2 separate regions of the Homo sapiens genome follow, and region 1 is linked to region 2. The links are chromatin loops, found by intact Hi-C in ENCODE. Cell type or tissue: ascending aorta. All regions are shown on one strand. Links, peaks and the distances in the headings refer to the core of each region. The heading gives the core; the rest is flanking DNA.

Region 1 (5,683 bases), core at 521-5,520, 1.5 Mb after region 2:
CTCTTAGCCAGGAGGATCCAAAAATCAATGCATCTAATTAAAAGTGCTCCCTCGATGACAAGATTAGGGCTTCATATTTTATATCCATGCCTATGGACTTTCTTTGCAACTCCGTAACCCAGTTTCAGCAACTCTTGGGGAAAATGGGGCATCTTTTTGGAGTCACTTTAAAAAGTAATTTTTTTTTTTTTTGTCTTTCCAGTAGCCTCATATTTCAGGCCAGCCTATCTCAAACAAACCCTCCAAATTTGGTGAAATGTATCTAGCTGTTTTCACAGGAAGTGATGACAGAAATACAGTTTTTATTGATAAAGAATTACATATATAAGTTTTAGAACATTCTTTATAGATTATATTGGAGACATTAAACTGAAAGATAATTAGCAGCAATAGGGGGATTTTGTGTAATGATTAAGAATTCAGGCTCTGGAATCAAACTGTGGGTGCCAGGCGTTTATGACTACCTGAGGGTTCTGGAATGAGTTACTAAACCTCACTCAGTCTTCTCATCTCTAAAGTGGGGCAATAACTATACTGACCTCAATGTGTTATTGGGTGATAATGGAAAGTGCTGAAAACAGTGCCTGGCACCAAGATCTTTTTTTTTTTTTCCTGAGATGGAGTCTCACTCTGTTGCCCAGGCTGGAGTGCAGTGGCGTGATCTCGGCTCTCTGCAGCCTCCACCTCCTGGGGCTCAAGTGATTCTCCTGCCTCAGCCTTCCAAGTAGCTGGGATTACAGGTGCCCGCCACCATGCCTGGATAATTTTTGAATTTTCAATAGAGATGGGGTTTCACCTTGTTGGCCAGGCTGGTCTCGAACTGCTGACCTCAAGTGATCTGCCTGCCTTGGCTTTCCAAAGTGCTGGGATTACAGGTGTGAGGCACCACACCCGTCCGCACAAAGACCTTTTGGCTGCTGCTATACCAAGGGAGGAAGTAAGCAGGTGTTGCAGGGTGTCTGTGCCCCTGTTGCTAAGAGGGATACAAGTCATAGGCCCTGAGATTGGCTATTTTATGAATAAACCAGTGTTTTTGTTTCCTATTGGTGTGATAACACTTTACCACAAATTTAGTGGCTGAAAAATGACACACATTTATTATCTTATGGTTCTGGAAGTCCTAAGTCCAAAATGGTACAGCATAGCAATGTTATTTTCTGGAGTCTCTAGAAGAAAATCTGTTCCTTGCCTTTTCTGGCTTCTCGAGGAGGTTGCATTCCTTCATCAGTGGCCCCTATCCCTCTGACCTCTGCTTCCGTCCTCATGTCTCTGTCTCTGACTCTGCCCCTCCTGCCTCTCTCTTTTAAGGACGCTCGTGATTCCATTAAGCCCACTGGGATAACTCAGGATAATCTCAGATCTCAAAATACTTAACTGAATACCATTTGCAAAGTCCTTATTGCCAGGGCAGATCATGTAGTCACAGGTTTTGGGAATTAGGAGTGGAAGTCTTTGGAGGGTGGTTCTTCCACCTACCACCTCAGCGTCCACTGACTGGGGGATGAATGACTGCGTGGCTACCGGAGTCATTGGCTTATGTGCTTTTCCCTGCTGTGCCTTTGATGCAGACCTTCTCTGATGGATGACCTCTGTGAAGCAAATGGCACTTTTGCCATCAGCTTATTTAAAATATTGGGGGAAGAGGACAACTCAAGAAACGTATTCTTCTCTCCCATGAGCATCTCCTCTGCCCTGGCCATGGTCTTCATGGGGGCAAAGGGAAGCACTGCAGCCCAGATGTCCCAGGTATGTGTGCTTGTCACAAAGGAAGGAGAACAGTGTGTTTCCCTTGTGCTTCCATACAGCTGTCTTTCTGTACTTTTGCTCTAGCTGAGGCCTGTGGAGCTGGAGGTAGAAGGAGGAGCAGCTCGGCAGTGGAGAAGAGCAGAAAGGGGTAGAAAGGTGAAATGTGTTGGACAGATCATCTCCTCTGATGTTTATGGGAGAAGTCAAGCCATAGAGTTATTTTCTCTAGATCAGATCATCAATACAGTCTGGCAAATTCACATCTTTGATAAGTAGGATAAAGTATAATTCTGTCCCACAAGAAAGCAAAATATTCCAATTTTGTTACATTTTAAACTTTTGCTAACATTATATTTTTAATAGACATGTGGGTGCGTAGATTAACTTTTTGTTAAGTGGGTTATTTTAGTGCATGATTATGCATCCTAGAAGAGGAATGTAACACAAGTGTGGACTTATATCTTCTGGAGTGATTTGAGGAATATATAATCTGTTTGATTCAAAATGGTGATGTATGACCTTATCTACAAACGAGGTGTGGGATAATGCTTTAGGAACAGTTCTCTGACTATTGGTGAAGATGTCCCAGATAATTGCCAAATGGATATCATTTTGCCACCAATATCAGGAGTGTATAGACAGTCTCCTAAAATGCACCCAGGGACCCCAGTTGACATCCTTCTGTGGTTGTTTCTTTCAACTGATTGGAGGAGTGAGGCTTTGGACTGGGGGTGATCGAGAGATATAGGAATAACCTTAATTCTCACTCTGACTTGACATTTAATTTATAATATGGTCTGGAGAACTTCTGTAAAATTGCAGATGAAACATTTTTAGTTTTATTGCTGCTTTTGTTTGTATTACCCGAGTTGTAATTCATCCCAGTTACTTACTTTTTTCTGTTCTGCCTTCCCCCTGAATTATCGCACACTGCCTTGCTGGCATGAATAAATTTGCTAGACTAGTGGTTCTCACCTGGTGGGTGGGAGGTAGGGGTCGGTGGGTGAATTTTTCCTTCCTGGGGACCCTTGCGAAGACCTGGAGTTTTAGATCCCATAACTGAGAGGTGCTACTGACATCTAGTGGATGGAAGCCAGAAGTGCTGCAAAAATCCTACAATGCTTATATGAGACAAGGAAGTGTCCTGGCCCCAAATGTCAATGCTGCATTGCCCACGTTGAGAAACCCTGTGCTAGACAATTAGGCCAAACCTTTTTAAAGTAGGATCCTGTGTGGTTTTTTTAGTACAGAGGTTTGTTTGGAGAAAGCTCTTTGGGAGAGTATAATGGCAGCGTTAAAAGTCAGTGTTGGTTTCTGTTCCCAGGCACTTTGTTTATACAAAGACGGAGATATTCACCGAGGTTTCCAGTCACTTCTCAGTGAAGTTAACAGAACTGGCACTCAGTACTTGCTTAGAACTGCCAACAGACTCTTTGGAGAAAAGACGTGTGATTTCCTTCCAGTAAGTAGTATTCACATATTGATGACAAAGAAATTGAAAGTAAGTTAGACTACAGAAGAGCAGATAATAAAGTATAACTGTACTGACTTAAAACGTGCTTGGAATTACACTTCTGAAATTACAATTTTAGATTTTATGATGACTTCTGAATTACGTCCTTTGTAAATTGTTACTGATACACCCATCCCTGTTATCAATCCCAATATGTCAATTCTCCTGCACGCAGCCCTGCTTCTCCCCCTTAATTCCCTGTCCCTGAGTGACCACATCATTCAACACGCTGTACAGAGCTCCTCCCCAGTCCCAAGTGTGGTTATTCGGCTGCCTCCTGCTGAGGTAGCCTCTCAAATTCTCTTAAATTTGCCCGCCCTCTTCTGAATTGCACCTACAACTGACACAATCGTCTTTCTAAAATGAAAATCTGTTCATAAAATTGAGGTTTTAAATCTAAGCAGTTTCTATTTACTTCAGCATATAATTCCAAGGTTCCCTAGTCCAGCCTGGCATAATGCAATCAGTGAGGTTCAAAAATCATGCCACCTGATATGCAGGGTGATGTTGTCTTAAAATTAGTGAACTGATTGCAGCAAGCTTGGCCATCCTATTGGCTGGAGGTTCTGAGAGGACTCCTCTAAGGCTCAAATACATCCCTGTCCTGGTAGCTGCTGGGTGCTGTTCCCGGAATTTGCCTGCTCTGGGTTTATCTACCTCAGAAGGTGACTCTGGATCCCAGGAATCTCCTGATGAATCCATTTCATTTTTGAACATCAGCCTGATCTACTACTGTTGTAATACTTGGGACACAGGGAGCCAACCTCTACTTTTCCTGGTGGCTTGGCTCCTCCTTCCCTCTATATCCTCTTTCTTTGGCTGAAATTAAAATATTTGAGAACAGGGAATGGACAGAGGCTGGGAGCCAGTTTCCAGGCCTATTATATCCAAAGCCAGGTTTTTGTGAGGTAAGTTATCTGGGTTTTAATGTGTTGGGTACAGGACTTTTCTGATTGGACCCCAACTTACATTTCAAGGCTCTTCCCCTGCCACTGTTTCCCTTAATCCCCTCCCTGATACACACAAACACACATACACATGTACACACACACACAAACATGCATGCAATCCACACACATGCAGGTGCCCAAGCACTCACATGTACACATGTGCACTCATGCACACAGATGTTCACACGCATGCACACGTATGAACCCAGTTGCACACACACCCTATGATCCAGGCCTATCACGCTCCATTCCCATGGGGCCTTCCTTGCTCTGTATTCTTCCAACCAACCATATGACCCAGATCTAAAATGCTATTTCCTTCTTTGCAGTTCAACACGATTTCTTAACAATCTAGTTCCCTTATAAAGCCTCTCGTTTAACCAAAACCACAATACTGTAGTTGGTGCTGGTGATGCAAAATGAGTAAAAGTGTGTTAGACTGCCTAGTGAGGGAAGCAATATTAAAGTCAGTGGAGAGCGTTTGACAAGGATGCTCCTGTGATGTTTTGTGGATAGTGGCAGCTCATGATGTCCTGTAAGTGTCTGGGTGTCTCAGCTGCCTCTTCTCAGGCTGTGGACCTCCTCAAGCCAAGCACCTTGCCCAGTACCAGGCAAGAATAGGTGGCCCATACATTTTTGTTAATTGCACGCATGCACCTTGAAGTGGAGTGTGACCTGTCCAAGCACTTATTGTAGAAATGCAGTAAGAGAAAACAAAATGCTTTTGCATTTGTGGGAACCTTTACCAAATGAGACTAAACTCAGTGTTTTGTGTTTGCAGGACTTTAAAGAATACTGTCAGAAGTTCTATCAGGCAGAGCTGGAGGAGTTGTCCTTTGCTGAAGACACTGAAGAGTGCAGGAAGCATATAAATGACTGGGTGGCAGAGAAGACTGAAGGTGAGACAGTTTCATTTCTGTTGATTTGGAATTACTATACAACGAGGCTTAGATTGACTGGGATGGGACTTCCCAGGGTGTTGCCACTGTGACCTGCATACCACAGGCCTGTTTGTATGTGTTTGCTGAGTTTACAGGCCAGCAATGCAACTCTGTCATTTCTTATCAGATCATGAAGTACTGATTTCTAAAACTAATGTTGAATCTCTGACCTCCTCCCCTGTGGACCGTGCTGGAAAATCCCTGGAAAATGGCTCCTCCTTGGAATTCTGTTAATCTTCTATCTGAGAGGCCCTTCCATGCTCGGAGACAGAATGGCATTCAATTAAGTTGCGGCTTAGAGAGGGCAACATTTCATGCTCTCATGTTATCTCCTCCGCGTGGTAATGGGACAGCTCAGTAGTTTGATCTGCAGCCTTCTCCTTCCTTTTTAACTTGGCCATGGCTACATTTGCTCTCAGAGTGTGGCCTTTTCTGAATTTGTTCCCTATTCTGGAGGTGCAGCGACATGGAGCCTGCAGTGTTCCCTGCCCAGACCACATTCCATCCCACCAGAAATATTTCTGCCAGTTCTT
Region 2 (5,683 bases), core at 504-5,503:
ATTTGAGGTCAGGAGTTCGAGAACAGCCTGGCCAACATGGCGAAACCCCATCTCTACTAAAAATACAAAAAAAAAAAAAAAAAAATTAGCCGGGTATGGTGGCATGTGCCTGTAGTCCCAGCTACTCAGGAGTCAGGAGAATCGCTTAAGCCTGGGAAGCGGAGGTTGCAGTGAGCCAGGTCGTGCCACTGCACTCCAGCCTGGGCAACAGAGCAAGACCCTGTCTCAAAAAAACTTTTTGCCACCATGCCTGCCTCTGTTTTTTTTCCTTTTTTGGTGGAGATGGGGTCTCACTACGTTGCTCAGGCTGGTATCAAAATCCTGGGCTCAAGCAATCCTCCTGCCTTGGCGTTCCAGTGCTGAGATTACAGGTGTGAGCCACTACGCCCAGCCCCAGTTTTTCTTTTATTAAACTTCACATATATAATCATGGCAGATAAATAAATACTACATTGCCAAAAAAGGAAAAAAAGTAAATACTTTTAAATTCTGGTCTTTTTCTGAGAAAAGGGGAAGAACTTTTACCTACATATTGCTAATGCATGGGACATTATAGTTTTTGGTTCTGAGACTTCTGCAAATTTGTCAGTGATTTAATCAAAGTTGATTTTCCTTGCAGAGCCACATTTAATATGCAATGTAGCCAGGTTTATTATTCTAGCTTCACTCACTGTTGGCAGAGGGATACTTTTGACTCATCTTAATTTCTGAAGTTTTGTTTCCCCCGTAGCCAAAAGCATACAAGAAGTTCAGAAAAGCCATAAACATAAGGATAAATTTGCAGATTCCATTGCACAACAAATTCCGGAAATGGCAATACACTTCAAGTCTTTGTTTCTTCAGGATGGATTATTGTAGCAGCTTTCAAATGTCTCCACAGTTGAACATTTTTCACTAAGAAAACCATCACCGGGAAATGTATTATACGTTTCTATTATACTTGGTTTTCAAGTTTTCTGCAAAAATCAGGGAAAGCAGCTGAATGACAGCAAGCAGGGACTTACTTAAACCATTGTGTTCTGTCCAGCTCCTGGTAAAATTGACTGAGGTGTCCAAACACTGCCTCTGAAACTTCTTCTGGCAATTTAAGACTGGCACCTTGGATCATTTCATCCAACACTTCTTCTTTGACTGTTGATTCTCTTTTCTATGTAACTGTCCATTTTCTCCCTGACAATCACCTTTTCTTCTGGTGGAGGTAACAGCCCCCTCTCCACATTTCTCCGTGCTGATCTGCAAGGAACGATTTTAAAAAGCTTGGTGTACCTGTTCAAGGTGCATTCTGACAGTCTGAATATATTTTTGCCTGGTTGCAGAGGTTGCAGAGAATGACAGAATTGAAGTCATTCAAGTTCCTTGTCTCTGCCTACAATCACTCCCATTGTCTACTTCTCATCCACTGTTTGGAACAGACACGTGTAGCGGAGTGCTTGTGAATTGACAGCCAAATTAACTTCCATGTGGAATACAATGTTTACTAAAGGATAAACAGTAAAAATGTGCTAATTTAAGCGGAAGCTATACTATTAAACTCAACAGTAACCACAGCTGTTTAGAACTTAGACCAACAAAAGATGATTGGAGGAGGAGTACTGTGTCCCTAACATTATATAGAATTGCCAACACGTAGAGCCGTGCTTAGATCGTTTTATTAGTGTTGTTAAATTCTCTGCAGACAATGTCCCCCGTCATTGCCTGCACCAGGGCAGACTGTCCACTGCCCTCCCTTGCTATACCATAGATCTTAATCTACTGCAGCCTTTAACCAGAAAATTCAGTGGCCTCCCGTGCACAGCTTAGATCTCCGGAACATCCAACCCTTCTGACTATCATAAGAATTCTTACTGATTTCATTATTGACTGGATTAAATAGATTTAAAAGACAGAAATCTCACAGGTTTTTTCCTCCTGCTCAAGTGACAACCCCTTTCGCTATGAAGGAACCCACCAATAACACATCCCTGTCATCTCTCAAGCCCAGCTCTTGCTGGGGAAGAAGAGGGTTCTTTCTGGGGTCTCCCTCTGGCTCCCTGTGTACTCTTTTATCCCTGGCATCTGGGAAGCGGAGTCCTTGTTCCCTTTCAGCTACTAATTAGCTTTGGGATCCTGGCGAAAATGACTTTTCCTTCTGCTTCCTCATTAAAAACAAAACAAGGCCAGGCGTGGTGGCTCACTCCTGTAATCCCAGCACTTTGGGAGGCTGAGGTGGGTGGATCACCTGAGGTCAGGAGTTCGAGACTAGCCTGGCCAACATGGTGAAACTCTCTACTAAAAATACAAAAAATTAGCCAGGCATGGTGGCGGGCGTCTGTAATCCCAGCTACTCGGGAGGCTGAGGCAGGAGAATCGCTTGAACCCGGGAGGCGGAGGTCGCAGTGAACCGAGATCACGCCACTGCACTCCATCTCAAAAACAAAAACAAGCAAACAAGCAAATGGGCAAACATTTAACTGAGTGATTTCTCAGGCCCCTTCAGGGCTTGGCTAGGAGGTCAGATGGCCTTGGCTGGGCCATCCTGGGCTGCTGCAGATGGTGTCAAGGAAGTGAAAGTTCAGATCCTGAAACCGCTGCTCCCTCCCTCAGGCGTGGCCGCAGGCAGTTCCTTGTCCCCATCCCGGGGACATTGCTGACTTTTTAGCTGGTTTCCTTGTTTGGCATCCTCAGAACCATTAGGCCCTGGAGATTTCCAGATGTCTTTTTTAACAATCAGAGCTGGATTTCCTGGGCAATGCCCGCCTCATGCAAACATTCTTATTTTTTATGGCACTGCCCTCAGAGTGTGCAGGAATGAGTTCTAAAGGACAACTCTGGCTCGGCCCAAGGCCATGCTTCCATTCCATACACCCCCTCACACAATCTCACTCCAACCTGTGACGCAGGATGGGGTAGAATCATTATTCCCATTTTAGAGATGGGGAAGCTGAGATGCCAAAGCTTGGAATGAACCACCCAAGGTGATACAGCAGCCCTTTGGGGCAGAACTGGAACTAGAACACCCTCATCCCCATTTCTCCTTACTCACCCACCCCAGCTCCAGCTAGCTTAGCTCAGGCTTGGCCCAGGCCCAGTAATCCCGGTTACACAACTGATATCGGGCACGTACTCAGCTAGAGAGTATAAATAGACCCAGTGCCTTGCCACTGAGAATTTATGATTCAAAAATCACAAGGTTTTACATTGAGTAACCAGATGTCTTTAGAAATATGGCAAAGGAGTAATAGCATAGAAACAGCTCATTTCTATGACTTTGTTTATTTGTGTGTTTTAAATTTGTCACCTATGTCTGGCAACAACACATTTAGGAAGCTGTCCTAAAAAAAGCTATTCACCAGGGATGACACATTTGTGGCACATGCCCTGAGGAGTCCCTGGGGATGTCTGTGGCACGTTGCGACTCTATCACAGCTCTGCCCACTTGGCCCAGATGAGCCTCAGAATCTTCCCTAATCCAGCACTCTGCCCAGACACGTATCTGACAGGGGATTTCAGCTAGTGAGCCAAATTCGATTTGCTGTCCCTGCCACACATTTCAGGCTGCTTATTCCAGGAAATGTGAAATTCCGGTTGTTTGCCCTTTCAGGGAGCTGCAGCCTGGTAACCTTACTCTTCTCTCCATTCACACCACCCCCCCACCCCCCAAACAAGCACTAGGGGCAACGAGCTGCTGGGAAGTGCTAAGCACAGCTTAAAACAGAAGTTACACACCTGAGGTCTGTAAAACCTCGGCAGAAGTGGCCGCAGTTGACTGTGGAAATTATTTCATTGGTAAAGCACTCCTTCCTGAATCCTTCCCAGGATTCCTGGGCAGATGTTCTTTGTAAAGCCCCCTCCCCCAGCCAGAGATCCTCATGTGCCTCATCGCCTTGAGAATCGCAGCTGTCTTGAAGATCTTTCCTATTTCTGGGAGGACTGAGTCTTGAAGGTGGAGTCAAATCGTTTGGAAATGATTTATGTGGACATTTCGGCCGGGGTGAGTGGTGAGGAAGGAACCCTGAGCGCCAGCCACACCCTTTACCCTTCCTAGGACGTCCAAGTCGCATACCCATTAAGTTAGTCCGTCTTAAAGGTCAACATGGGGTAAGTCCGGGATTAGGACCTGAAAGGAGCCATGAGCCCTGTGCTGGGGCTAAGTTGCATTCCCCCAAAATTCCACGTCCACCCAGAACCTCAGAATACAGCCTCATTTGGAAACAGGATCTTTGCAGATGTAATTAAGGGGGGAGATGAGATCACACTGGATTAGGGTGAGCCCTCAATCCAATGAGAGTGTCCTCATAAGAGAGGGAAAGGGACGCACAGAGACACGGAGAAGGCCACGTGGCGACGGAGGCAGAGACCGGAGGGATGCCGCTCCAAGCCCAGGCGTGCCGAGGAAGAGGCAGGGGACGATTTTACCCTGGGACCTTCGGAAAGAGCATAGCTCTGCCAACACTTTGATGTTTGGACATCTGACCTCCAGGACTCTGACACATACATTTCTGTTATTTCAAGCCACCCAGTTTGTGGTCATCGGTTCCAGCAGCCTTCTCAAACTAATACACTTTCCAAATAATATACCTGCTCCCAAGTCTTCACTCAGGTTCTGCTCTTGGGAGAGAGGAAACCCAAACTAAGACAGTAGGTATAAATACCCTCATATTACAGGTGAGGAAACTGAGGCACGGCTTCACTCACAAAGCAGCTGTGGGACCCAAGCACCCAGCAGCTATGTTGGGGCTCAGATGAGGCTGAGTCCATTCTCTACGCTGTCTGCTGTGGCGCATCAGTGATTCTGAATGTAAACTGAAGGCCTACGGCAGCTTTGTCAGCTCAGCAGCCAAGCAAATGACCCGAGAAAAATGGGGGCAATCACAGGCTACTTGGTGCTGGAAATGGGGTCATTAAAACATAAAATTATCAGACCCTTTTGTAAGCAATGGTTGCCGTGAGAAGGCCCATGAGGCAGTAGGGGGTGGGGAACTAATCTCTTTCTTTACACCTTGGGGAAGCAGACCTTCAACAGGCTCAGTCGCCAGGTCCTTTGTCGCATACATGGTCATTGGTTGGGAAGATTCAGTTAATCAGGGCACTTTGCCTGAGAAAATCGCTTTAACAATTTTTTTTCTTTTTTATTATTATTATTATACTTTAAGTTTTAGGGTACATGTGCACAATGTGCAGGTTAGTTACATATGTACACATGTGCCATGCTGGTGTGCTGCACCCAATTAACTCGTCATTTAGCATTAGGTATATCTCCTAATGCCATCCCTCCCCCCTCCCCCCACCCCACAACAGTCCTCAGAGTGTGATGTTCCCCTTCCTGTGTCCATGTGTTCTCATTGTTCAATTCCCATCTATGAGTGAGAACATGCAGTGTTTGGTTTTTTGTCCTTGCGATAGTTTACCGAGAATGATGATTTCCAATTTCATCCATGTCCCTACAAAGGACATGAACTCATCCTTTTTTGTGGCTGCATAGTATTCCACGGTGTATATGTGCCACATTTTCTTAATCCAGTCTATCATTGTTGGACATTTGGGTTGGTTCCAAGTCTTTGCTATTGTGAATAGTGCCACAATAAACATACGTGTGCATGTGTCATTATAGCAGCATGATTTATAGTCCTTTGGGTATATACCCAGTGATGGGATGGCTGGGTCAAATGGTATTTCTAGTTCTAGATCCCTGAGGAATCGCCAC

What was found. Hi-C counts contacts between places; a loop is a spot of excess contacts. Peaks named below come from ENCODE experiments on the same cell type or tissue, not always from the same donor. Only the 100,000 strongest peaks of a DNase experiment are listed, where the experiment ranks them.
Region 1: a loop joins it to region 2, with 4 times the contacts of the local background. A loop is called at or near these places in 3 of 110 quality-filtered maps.

The regions. Positions count from the first base shown.
Region 1 is chr18:63,976,731-63,982,413 of GRCh38, forward strand. It overlaps SERPINB8 (serpin family B member 8), which reads left to right. Exons shown (of 7, transcript NM_002640.4): 2 at 1,569-1,746; 3 at 3,071-3,208; 4 at 4,991-5,108. The coding sequence starts at 1,579. Among named protein-coding and RNA genes, the nearest start is that of SERPINB8, 9.5 kb to the left of the region's middle. In ascending aorta, for the core only: a CTCF peak has its summit at 2,827 (motif pointing left); a DNase peak (open chromatin) is centred at 2,841; H3K4me3 peaks cover 1,150 bases; H3K27ac peaks cover 838 bases.
Region 2 is chr18:62,434,224-62,439,906 of GRCh38, forward strand. No RefSeq gene overlaps it. Among named protein-coding and RNA genes, the nearest start is that of ZCCHC2, 86 kb to the right of the region's middle. In ascending aorta, for the core only: no CTCF peak of the experiment used is centred there; DNase peaks (open chromatin) are centred at 2,688, 3,068, 3,408, 3,918 and 1 weaker place; H3K4me3 peaks cover 1,496 bases; H3K27ac peaks cover 4,037 bases.